Regions from separate parts of the Homo sapiens genome. Here all the other regions are linked to region 1. Evidence: read pairs that join two places in POLR2A ChIA-PET (ENCODE). Cell type or tissue: MCF 10A. All regions are shown on one strand. Region 1 overlaps LOC105376626 (a long non-coding RNA gene). Region 2 overlaps LOC105376627 (a long non-coding RNA gene). Region 3 has its middle 26 kb from the start of CD44-DT. Region 4 has its middle 22 kb from the start of CD44-DT.

Evidence for each region. Peaks named below come from ENCODE experiments on the same cell type or tissue, not always from the same donor. Only the 100,000 strongest peaks of a DNase experiment are listed, where the experiment ranks them.
Region 2: POLR2A ChIA-PET joins it to region 1 with 15 read pairs; 13 of 35 experiments call an interaction of 5 or more read pairs at or near these places.
Region 3: POLR2A ChIA-PET joins it to region 1 with 13 read pairs; 7 of 35 experiments call an interaction of 5 or more read pairs at or near these places.
Region 4: POLR2A ChIA-PET joins it to region 1 with 25 read pairs; 7 of 35 experiments call an interaction of 5 or more read pairs at or near these places.

The regions. Positions count from the first base shown.
Region 1 is chr11:35,029,820-35,032,319 of GRCh38, reverse strand. LOC105376626 (a long non-coding RNA gene) reads left to right here. Exons shown (of 4, transcript XR_001748180.2): 3 at 2,055-2,151. Among named protein-coding and RNA genes, the nearest start is that of MIR1343, 89 kb to the right of the region's middle. RefSeq lists enhancers at 2,026-2,145, 1,108-2,307. In MCF 10A, no CTCF peak of the experiment used is centred here; DNase peaks (open chromatin) are centred at 1,469 and 2,199.
Region 2 is chr11:35,087,357-35,089,856 of GRCh38, reverse strand. It overlaps LOC105376627 (a long non-coding RNA gene), which reads right to left. Exons shown (of 4, transcript XR_931194.2): 2 at 1,282-1,419. Among named protein-coding and RNA genes, the nearest start is that of CD44-DT, 49 kb to the left of the region's middle. RefSeq lists an enhancer at 1-65. In MCF 10A, no CTCF peak of the experiment used is centred here; a DNase peak (open chromatin) is centred at 966.
Region 3 is chr11:35,110,381-35,112,880 of GRCh38, reverse strand. No RefSeq gene overlaps it. Among named protein-coding and RNA genes, the nearest start is that of CD44-DT, 26 kb to the left of the region's middle. In MCF 10A, no CTCF peak of the experiment used is centred here; a DNase peak (open chromatin) is centred at 1,140.
Region 4 is chr11:35,114,896-35,117,395 of GRCh38, reverse strand. No RefSeq gene overlaps it. Among named protein-coding and RNA genes, the nearest start is that of CD44-DT, 22 kb to the left of the region's middle. RefSeq lists an enhancer at 176-1,375. In MCF 10A, no CTCF peak of the experiment used is centred here; DNase peaks (open chromatin) are centred at 975 and 1,555.

The sequences.
Region 1 (2,500 bases):
ATCCATTGATCTGTGAATTCCTACAAGTTGATGAGTGTGAGCACTAGAATGGAAATCTCTTTGCAGTTCCCTAGACCCTCCTTCTTTGCTTTCTGTTCTGCCTCAAACCTTGTCTCTGCTCTACTCCAAAGACTGATTCTACTCTCACTCTGGGCCTCCACACTTGATGTCCTGGTCTCTTCCCAAGTTTGACTCAGGCTAAGATTTAGCCCCAGGCCCCTCTTGCCCTTTTCCTGGTTCACTCGTCATCACATGCCTATCATGAGCTGGCTCTGTGATTCAGTCAGTGTTGATTTGTATCTGAGATGCAGAGATAATGTAGTAGCAATAGGCAGGACAGAAAAGCAAGCCTCCATAACAAACTCATTTGAAGAATCCTAAGCTTTGCACCATCAATACAAATTTCTGTGTGAAAACCATAAAGACAGAACTAACTTTACATGTTGAATCCATCGAGTCAAGTAAACTTTTAAAAGAAAATTTTAAAAAGAAAGAAAAAGAACTTTAGATGTGGTGTCAAATTCAAAAGATCTTATAGTTGGAGATATACCACTGAATGATTCTGTCAACGTCCTTTAAAATGGCAAAAAAAAAAAAAAAAGCCACCTCAATTTTAATCAACTGAATCATGAACACAAGGAAATTTTTTAATTTTGGAGGAATACTTACTATTTGTTGGGCATCAAAGATGCTAGATGGAGGGTTGAAAAGCTATAGGTTCTAACTAGCTGTGCAATACTGGAAAATCACAGTCTTTCTGAGCTATAGTTGGTCTGTGAAATGTAGTGGTTAAATTTAGGGCCTCTCAGTCCTCTTGCAGTCCCAAAGTTCTGGGTCAATGCAGTTTTTATTTCAGAAGCTCTTGTCCTTATCTGCTTTGTCTTCGAGGAGTCACTAGAGGTGCCCCAAATGGACTTGCAAGGGTCCTGTTCATTTCCACAGGTGGGAACCACGTAGAATCCTATGTTACTTTCCTTCTCTGCTCTGCCCACTATTTTGCCCACTGCTGTTCCCTGTGGGGTGCCTGGAGAGCTGGTTTTGTGGGGTCTAAAGTCTATTACCCATCATTACCACCACAGCCATTGGGCATTATGGGACATTAACATCCTCAGGATGCCAAAGCTCTTTTAGGGATTGTACGCTGTAGTGTTGGAACCTGAAGCAGGGTTGCCAAGCTCTGCCAAAGACCATTTGCTCAGAGGCACATTTGAGATGCTGTGACAACTTTCAGGGGCACCACTGAAATTCTTGATGACTTGTCAGTCTCTTCTCTATTTCCGCCCAGAACACCACGGGCTGCCTAAACACCCAAGTCCCACAAAATATAGGACTGGTCTAATGTGTCCCTGGAAACTATTGAGACAAACCCATTATCTGAGAAGCCAGGACGAGTTATAATTAGAAGCCTGATGAGTCAGAGCTCATGGGCACTAGCTCAGAAGCCCTCACTCATAAGATGACACATCAGCTTGACGTCCGCTGGAGCTCATCCTGGGCGTCAGAATTCAGCCTCGTACAAGGATGGAAGGAATCGGCTGGAGAGGTGGGAGAGTCGCTGAGCACAAGGACAGGCCTGCTGGGCCCAGCCTCTCGCCAGGAACACAGAGCATCTCACACAGGAAGCCCAGGCAAACTGATACAAAATTTCACTAGAAAAAAAAAAATTCCTTTTACCACACACAATTTCTCTTTAATTTTTCTTAAGGTGCTGCAGTTGCTAATTTAAGCCTTTCACATAATTTCCCAATATTGACTTAAATTTATGATCTTTACCACACATCCTCCCCAGCCTGGTGGATTCAGAAAGAGTAAGGGGGTTAAAATCCTATCTCCATTACCTACTGGCTTTGTGACTATGATAAATCCTGTCAAATTTTCCAAACCTTAGTCCCCTTATTTATAAAATGGGTTTTTTATGAGGATGAAAAAATAATAATACATGCAAAGCACCTGGCATACGATCTGCACAATTCATGATCAATAAATGTCAGTTTCCTTCCTTCCTGGTAGAAGTCATCAGATGGTACTAACTCTAGGTTTTCTGTCTGACACAGAACACACCCTTCAAAGTGCTAATGCTGTTCCAGCTCAGCAGACACCTCGTCTCGGGAAAGCCATTAGAAACCCCCAAAATACTACATTTTTCTCCTGGTAAGTAGCTCACTTCCCACAACCACTTTGCATAAAGTGAGCTCAACAAATGAGTCACGCTGCTTGCAGAAGCAAATTCGGGAACCACACCCAAAACAGAGGCATCTTGACTTTTCCCAAGAAGCTGTCATTATCACCAGAAAGAGGGTTTGGGGGACCTATAGTTAGAAAACCTCAAACTCCCAAGCTACCTCTGAATTCATGTGCAAACCTAAGAGCTCATTTTTTTTTCAAGGATTTTTTTTTTTATCCACAGCATTCAGTGACAGCTGAGAGTCACTGGCCATTTATGATTATTTACTTTTTGAAAACTTCTATCATAGCATTTAAATTATAATTATGATTTTCA
Region 2 (2,500 bases), 58 kb before region 1:
GTGGCCAAAGCATACATTGCTAATCAATCACAGCACTTCTCTGCACCAGGATGTGGCTCTCAAATGTTCCTGGAGTGCTGTAAGCAGTCATTACCAATCAATCAAGAGAACACAAGAGAAAAAGTATATTTTAATGTGAACCAGTCCTTGGGCTTCTTATGGATAGGAATCCTACCTTACGAAAACATTTGATCCCCGTTCATCATAACCTTACAAAAAGTAATTGGGATAGCCCTCAATGTTTGTCGAATGCATAAATGAATGAAATAATAAATTAATGTAGCTATTTAGACAGATGTTACTAAGTCTCTTTCTGCTGGGCACCATCTTCTCCTCCTGGGCATTGGCCTTTGACTAAGATGCTGAAATCATCTGGGTGCTGAACTTGTAGTTCGTTCACAGAGATCCTCTCTTGCTACAATAGCTTTTATTGTTATATTTTTGAGATGGGATCTTGCTCTGTCACCCAGACTGGAGTGCAGTGGTATGACCATAGCTCACTGCAGCCTCCAATTTCTGGGCTCCAGCAATTCTCCCACCTCAACCTCCCAAGTCACTGGGACTACAGCTGTGTGCCACCATGCCTGGCTATTACTTTTTTTTTTTTAATAGAGATAGGATCTCACTATGTTGCCCAGACTGGTCTCAAGCTCCTGGCCTCAAGCAATCCTCCCACCTCAGCCTTCCAAAGTGCTGGGACTATAGGTGTGAGCCACCACACCCAGCCTGCTGCAATTGTATTACTTTTTTTTTTTTTACACTAATCTTAATGCTGTGGAGCTTGTGTCTCGGCGTCCTATGGAGCTGTTACTGAAATAATCCTTTCTACCTACACCTTGCCTCTACCTTCAACTGTAAGAGTCAGACAATAATCTATTGAGCCTAAGCCAGAGGACCCATTAGAATGACAGACACCGGGGTGGATTTTCTCAGCCTCTCTATGACTAAGTCTTTGTTCCCTGGCCAGCCTTCTCTCCTTGACTTGTTCTTGCCTTAGGACGTTCTCTTCCTGGAGGCATCACATGCAAATAGCCTTCTAACAGACCTGCCCAGTCAGTTTCTCAGAGCTTCCTAGTCAGATTGAATGTCAACAGTGAACACAGTTTAAGCCCAATCTATGAACCCTCCCTCTTTACCCTTACATGAAGAAGACCATTTTTACTAGTTATTGCTAAGTAACAAACCACTGCAAAATTTAGTGACTTAAAACAACAACCATTCCTTATTTCTCATAATTCAACAGGTCAGCTGGGTGATTCTGCTGATCTTGGCTGTACTTACCTTGTGCTGTGGCCAATTAGTGAAGTGACAGGGAACAACTGGTCTAGAATGGCCTTGGCTGAATGTGGCTCTCTTCCGTGTGCCTCTGACTTCCTTCCAGCAGACTAGCCTGGGCATGGTCTCATGATGAGGGCAGAGCTTAAGGAGGGCAAGCAGAAATGAACAAGTGTTTTTCAAGCTTCTGTTGGAGGTTAAAGCAAGTTACATGACTAAACCAAGAATCAGTGTGGGAGGGTACTACCAAATGGGTGGCCTCAGGGGAGAATGAAAAACTGGGGCTGTTAATGCAATCAACTTACCTCACCATGAAAGGGAATGTTAACTTCATTAGTGCGAAACATTTGAAGTAGACCCAGTCCCTCTCTTATGATGAGGAAAGTTTGAAGCCAGTGACAATCATGCTTCAGATGAATGTCTCAAGATCAATAGCAATGTCACAAGACCTATCGCAAGCCCTCAGTTGAATCTCTCTGGTAGGGAGCCATCTTCGGCCTTGGTCAGTCTGACAGGTGTCCCTCTAGAGCCTCAGCAGAAAAAAACAAGAATGAAGAACTTTCCTGGATAGCCCAAGCTGCCCTTAAAGTCCTCAGTCACTTCCTGTCTGTGTCTCAAAAGTACTTCCTTTGTATCCACAGTGACACAGAAAGCTGACCTCCCATTGTTCCCAGACTCTTAGCTCTTGTACCAAACTTGGCCAGCTCAATCTGGATATCCCTCCACTTGCTTAGATTTCCACAGCAGCTGTCAGCATCTGGTGGTTTTGAAGCTGTGGGTATCGAGAGTGGGAGTGACAATTCATTTTAGTGCTTCCAGAAGCTTACTTCCTATCTGGTTCCAGCTGCAAGTCTTCAGCCAATGCAAGTTCTCAGCCTCAACCTCAGCAGGGAAAACATTCAGAAAACCCAGATGATTTTATCTTTCTGAATGCTTCATTCCCCTCACTCCCCCATGGAACAGCTGAGTCTTATTGGAGATTTGATCATTCTCATGGGATGGGCTTGATGGCCCTGCTAGTGTGATTGTCTGTAGCAAGATTGCAAATTGGCAATCACCTTTTGGGAACCATTTCAATTGGAGAGCTCCAAAAAAAGTAGTTCTTTGTAGGTTTCTCCCTTTTGGGTGGGGTCCTTGGTTCAAAGATAGACAGTAGGATTTTTTAAATCTCCTGTTTCTCAGGTGGGCTGAACCAATTCCGGTTGCCTTTCCCACTAAAGGGAAA
Region 3 (2,500 bases), 81 kb before region 1:
GCTTTGGGTCTCCTCCCAGTCACTGCTCCCATACCATCTTGGTGAGATGGCCATCAGACAGCCCATGCTCCTCAGCCAGGTGTGCTGGTCTTGGCTCTGCTCGGCCCCAAGTTTAACTGAAGCCAAATGCTTCCAGTAGTTTCATTTCTATGCATCTCTGAAACTGTGGCTAAGTTCAGCTAGCCTCCTGCACACGTCTTTTTGGAAGAAACCTGAAACGGGTTGCTCACCCCCCTCCGCCCCCCGCCCCCCGCCCCCATCACCTGCTGGTCCTGCTCCTCCATGTCTCTCAGGCTGGATGAGGCACACCTTTCTGTGGAAGCCGTTTCTGGCTCTCCCTCCAGTCCAGTCCTCATTATTTCTTCTGTACATTAGCATTTGGGCAATAATTGAGTGTTAAGTGTTGGGGCAGGCTCTGTCTTGCTTTTTCGTCTAATTGATCCACTTGAGAATGTCTCGCCTGTGCTACAAGCTCCTGTGTGGCTGGGAGGGCGGGGAGGTGGTACTAAGGACACAACATGCATGGCAGAGGGTTAAGAGCTTGAGCTGTGAGGTCGAAATCCCTCTATCTTGTCCTACTGTGGGATCTTGAGCAAGTTACTTAACCTTTCTTAGCCTCTGTTTTCTCATGGGCAAAGTGGAGACAGCGCCTACCTTGTAGGGTTGTGGTGAAGACTTAGTGAGCAAATACGCAAAGTATGCAAAAAGCCATACTAGTGCTTGGCAACTATCAAATACTCAACAAAAATGTGCTATTAGGATTTCTGTCCCTCTCTACAGGTACCTCACCTTAAGGTACCTCAGGAATGTGATAAAAGCTTTCTCTACATGCTCCTGTAGTGTTCTGCACCAGGGCGCATCCTGGATTCACCCAATATGTACTGAGGGTTTACTAAGTGCCAAGGCACTGTGAGAATGCAAGGATCTCACAGTCAAAAGGAGGGAGGTGAAAGACAGAAACAGATGTGTCCACTGGAACCAGGGGTTAAGTGCTCTGAGACCTGTGGGATGTGGGAAGGGATCTTCCAGCTCTGGAGAGGATGTGGTGGTGGAGTGGGCAGGGAGCAGGGAAGATCTGCCAAGGGAGATAAACTTGAACTGACTCCTGAGTCATATGCAGGCCTTGGAGGCAGGTAGGAGCAGAAACAGTGGCGGAAAGGCATGACACAGCACACCCCATTCACACAGCCCCCTCCATGAGCCTCCATGAGGCCCCGCCTTGGTGCCCAAGCTTAGTGCCCCAGTGCCAGCCCATGGGGGAAGGATGAATGCTCCTTTTGGCATCTAACATGAAGGCTATTGCTGCCCAGGACTGGGCTGGAGGAGGGAAACTCTGTGAATGCCACAGCTGGGAGGGAATGAAGGGAAAGGGAAAGTGCCAGGGACAAGGCCAGGGCCTCTCCTTCCTAAAGTAGTTCAGAGCAACTCCACCCTGAACCAAGCCAATGTGCTACTGGCAGTCAAGAAGGCCCCACAGGAATCAAGAGCAAGGAGGGACCATAATAAGGCCAACCTTCCCAATCCTGCTGCAGAGGGAAAGGAGCCAGCTAGGCCTGACTGGGAGAAGAGATTATTTCAGGGAGGTGCTGCCTTAGCAGATGAATGATGGAATTCCTTCCTGATTGCGGGGAAAACCACCACCACTTCCTCTTGCAAGAATATGATGAGAACAGAGCAGTGGCTACTAATCAGGCCTCCTGGTTCAGAATATGTTCAGTTGCTGTAATGCCTGGGACCACAGCACCTTCTCTTCCAGTTCTTTCTCTCACCAGAGTGAGGCTTGGGGTAGGGGTTGGGGAGCAGAAAGGATTCTGGAGAGGAGAAAGCACTGAAGTGGGAAGCAAATCCTATTCCAGTCTTGACCAGTAGTGTGAACTACACAAGTTTCAACTCTCTCTGGGCTTCCAGTTCCTTATCTGTATAATGAGACACTTACTTTCCCTACTGTTGGCTTGGAGGAATGAATATGATATGAAAAAAATATCAAAATGTCTTAACTGAGAATGGTTGGTTAGTTATCTTCACTAAATGTGACTTCTCTGGAGGTGGGGGCTGCTTTGTCGGGGTCACTGTTGCATGCCAGTGCAGAGCATGCCTTCCTAGCATGTTTGGAGGTGATTCTGCGTGAAACGGCAGGGGTGGGAGGAAGTCATCTTCAGGTTTCATCAAGTCCCCCTTCCCTGTTCCAGCCTTGTGATCACCTACAAGGCCAGAGTGAGACTTGGTCCAGAGTGGCAAAAGGGACCCCAGCGGACAAAAGCAAGGTGCCTAGGAACTCAGTGCTCACTTCTTCCTTCTGTTCTGACCCATGAGGCAAAGAATTATAATTGCTTCTGCAGTAGCCATTTTGCCTTCCTGATTAACAGAAATCCAGTTTTGTCTGAGTTGTCAAAGTTTAGAGCCAAAAGCTTTATTTCTCAGCACCCTTGGATCCAGAGCAGCCATGGGACACAGGTGTAGCCAAAGAAATAAAACATTAGGTTGAGATTCTGGAAAACCT
Region 4 (2,500 bases), 85 kb before region 1:
TACCAACAAACAGCTCATCTCAAATAAGATGAAGCAAGTAAAGCATTGGGCTCATTGCCTAGAAGATGGCAAAACTTATTACATGGTAGCTGTATTGCTATTATTGTTCTTGCTGTTGTTGTAATTTCTATAAAAGAGTATAGAAGACAAACAGCCCAAGTGCCAGAAAAAAAGATTCTGCTGTTTATACTTCATGATGCTCCGATCCCTCAAAACCTTCACACAGCAGCTGCCTCAGCCTTCTAGTTTCTTGGCAGGACTCTTCACATCAGATTAAGAAAAGCCAGCTGCTATTCCTGGATCACAGGAGGAAGGGAAAACAGAGGTGAGGAAAGCCTGCCCACCCAACGCCCTTTTCCTAGGCCCTTTGCAGCTCCCAGAAGCCCCAGCTCTACCACCTGCCCAGCCTCCCAGGCACTGGCCCTGGCACTGCCTGAGATGTCACTCTCTGCCTAGTCACCTGGTTTGCATTTCAGAGAGTGACCAGTAGCTATTGGCTGCTGCAGGTTCCAGCTGTTAATACCATGACCAAGAAGCAGTGGAGTTGTGAGCTCAGTGCTGGCACAGGACGGCTGCTTCCCTTTCCCAGAGGCAGGGAACAGGAAGGTGGGGAGAACCCAGTGATCTGTGAAGCCCTGGGAACCATAGCATAGGGTGCTGGCTACCCCAGAGAGGTTTCAGATCTTCCAGACCAAGATGCCTAGCTCCTTGGTTAGCCTTGAGCCAGATGCCAGCTTACTGGCTGGGAAGAGATAACTTCCTCTCAGCAGCCAATGCTCCCAGAGGCTTCTGGAATCTGCCTCAGTATACAAGTGCTTAGTCATGGACATTAGAGCTAGCAAAGCCCTCAATCCGACCGTCCCATTTTATAGATAAAGAAACTGAGGCCCAGAGGGATGAAGGGACAAGTTTAAGATGCACCATGAGTCAGAGCAGGGCTGGGGCAGGAACACTTGTGCAAACAATGAGCCTAGGGCTTTTTTTATTACTCAAAGCCACAGAGCTGCCCCCGCACTCCTACCTAAAAAGGGCTGGATCCGGTGATCCTAAAAAGGACTGGATCCGGTGATCCAGTTGGAGCCTAGGACCCCAATACACAGAAATCCTCTCCAAGTTCCACACACCTTTGGAAGAGGACTTGCCAAAAGCAGATGATAGGCAAAAATAACGGCAAAGAAAAGTTTGCTTTGGCATGGAAAGATGTTCACCCTACAGTGTTAAATAAAAAAGAAACAAATTCCCCAAGCAGCATTTATCCTATGATCCCATTTGGATAGGGAGCACACATGCATAGAAAAAAAGACTGGAAAGAGAAGAAAAACAGTTACTCTTAGGAAGCAGGATTACGGGTCATTTTCATTTTTTCTTTTGTCATGCATATTTTCTAAATTTTCTACTTTGAGAGTGTTTATTTCTGAAACAACAATTTTAAAAGGATATAAAGTAAGTAGGCAAGTGCCAGGGTCCCCAGTCACCCTCACTCAGACAGGCTTGGCTTGCCACAGCTCCCAGGACAGACTGCACCCATTGCATAAGGCGGGAGCATTTTTCTTTCCGGTGAAGCCTAAACAAGCTCAGACCTGCAGTCAGGCAGCTGCAGCTGTGGTTTTGCTGCAGTCTGGGAACAGCAGCTCCAGTGCGGGGCACTCCTGGGTCTTCAATGTGCACCAAGGAGGAAAGGCTGGATGCCGGACCCCAGTCTTACAGCTGGCTCAGCTGAGAGTGTGTCTGGCAGGTGGGGGCAGAAGCCAAGTCTGAGGTCTGAGATGCGGGATGTGAAGAAGAGGGAGATAAAGCCTAGTTGGCCCTCAGGAAATCTCCCAGTCCCAGGCCGCACCCTTCAGGAAACCTCCTAGCCCAGTTTTATCTTTCAGGCATGCACCTCTCTCATTTTGCTGCTGCTTGTCCAGTATGATCCAAAGCCCTTGAGACCAATGCACCTTTCTGTGTTATCCCACGAAGGTGATCTGCCATGTGGGAACCTCCCAAACTTCTTTCTGACTACAAGCCAGAGAATCAAGAGTCTTGTCACCAGTACCACAGAGCTGGGGCAATGACAGAACCATTGCCCTATGCCACGTACCAAATGAGTACGAAGCACCTGCCCCATGGTGTGGCTGGGATCTGCTATTTCCTGAAGCAACATGTCCTGAACATCAGCTGATTGACGTTGCTTCCCTAAAAGGCTTGAGTATGGCAAATGCCGTCATCACACACTGAAGGGGCATGTCCATTAGGACGGTTTCCCTCGTCCTATAACAGAGGGTCTTGCAACCTTGTCACACAGTGGTGACAAACACAGAAGGAACAACTAGGTCCAAGAGCATCACAGAGGAGATGGAAAGAGGAACTGAATCCTAGCTCTGCTCCTCACTAATCTGCCTTGTAAGCTGGTGATGGAAGCCCCTGAGCCTCAGTTTACTCATGCATAAAATGAGTCTCAGCAGTGCTGGTAGAATTAAGTTAATCTCAGCCTCTGCATCAGGGGTCAGCCAACTAC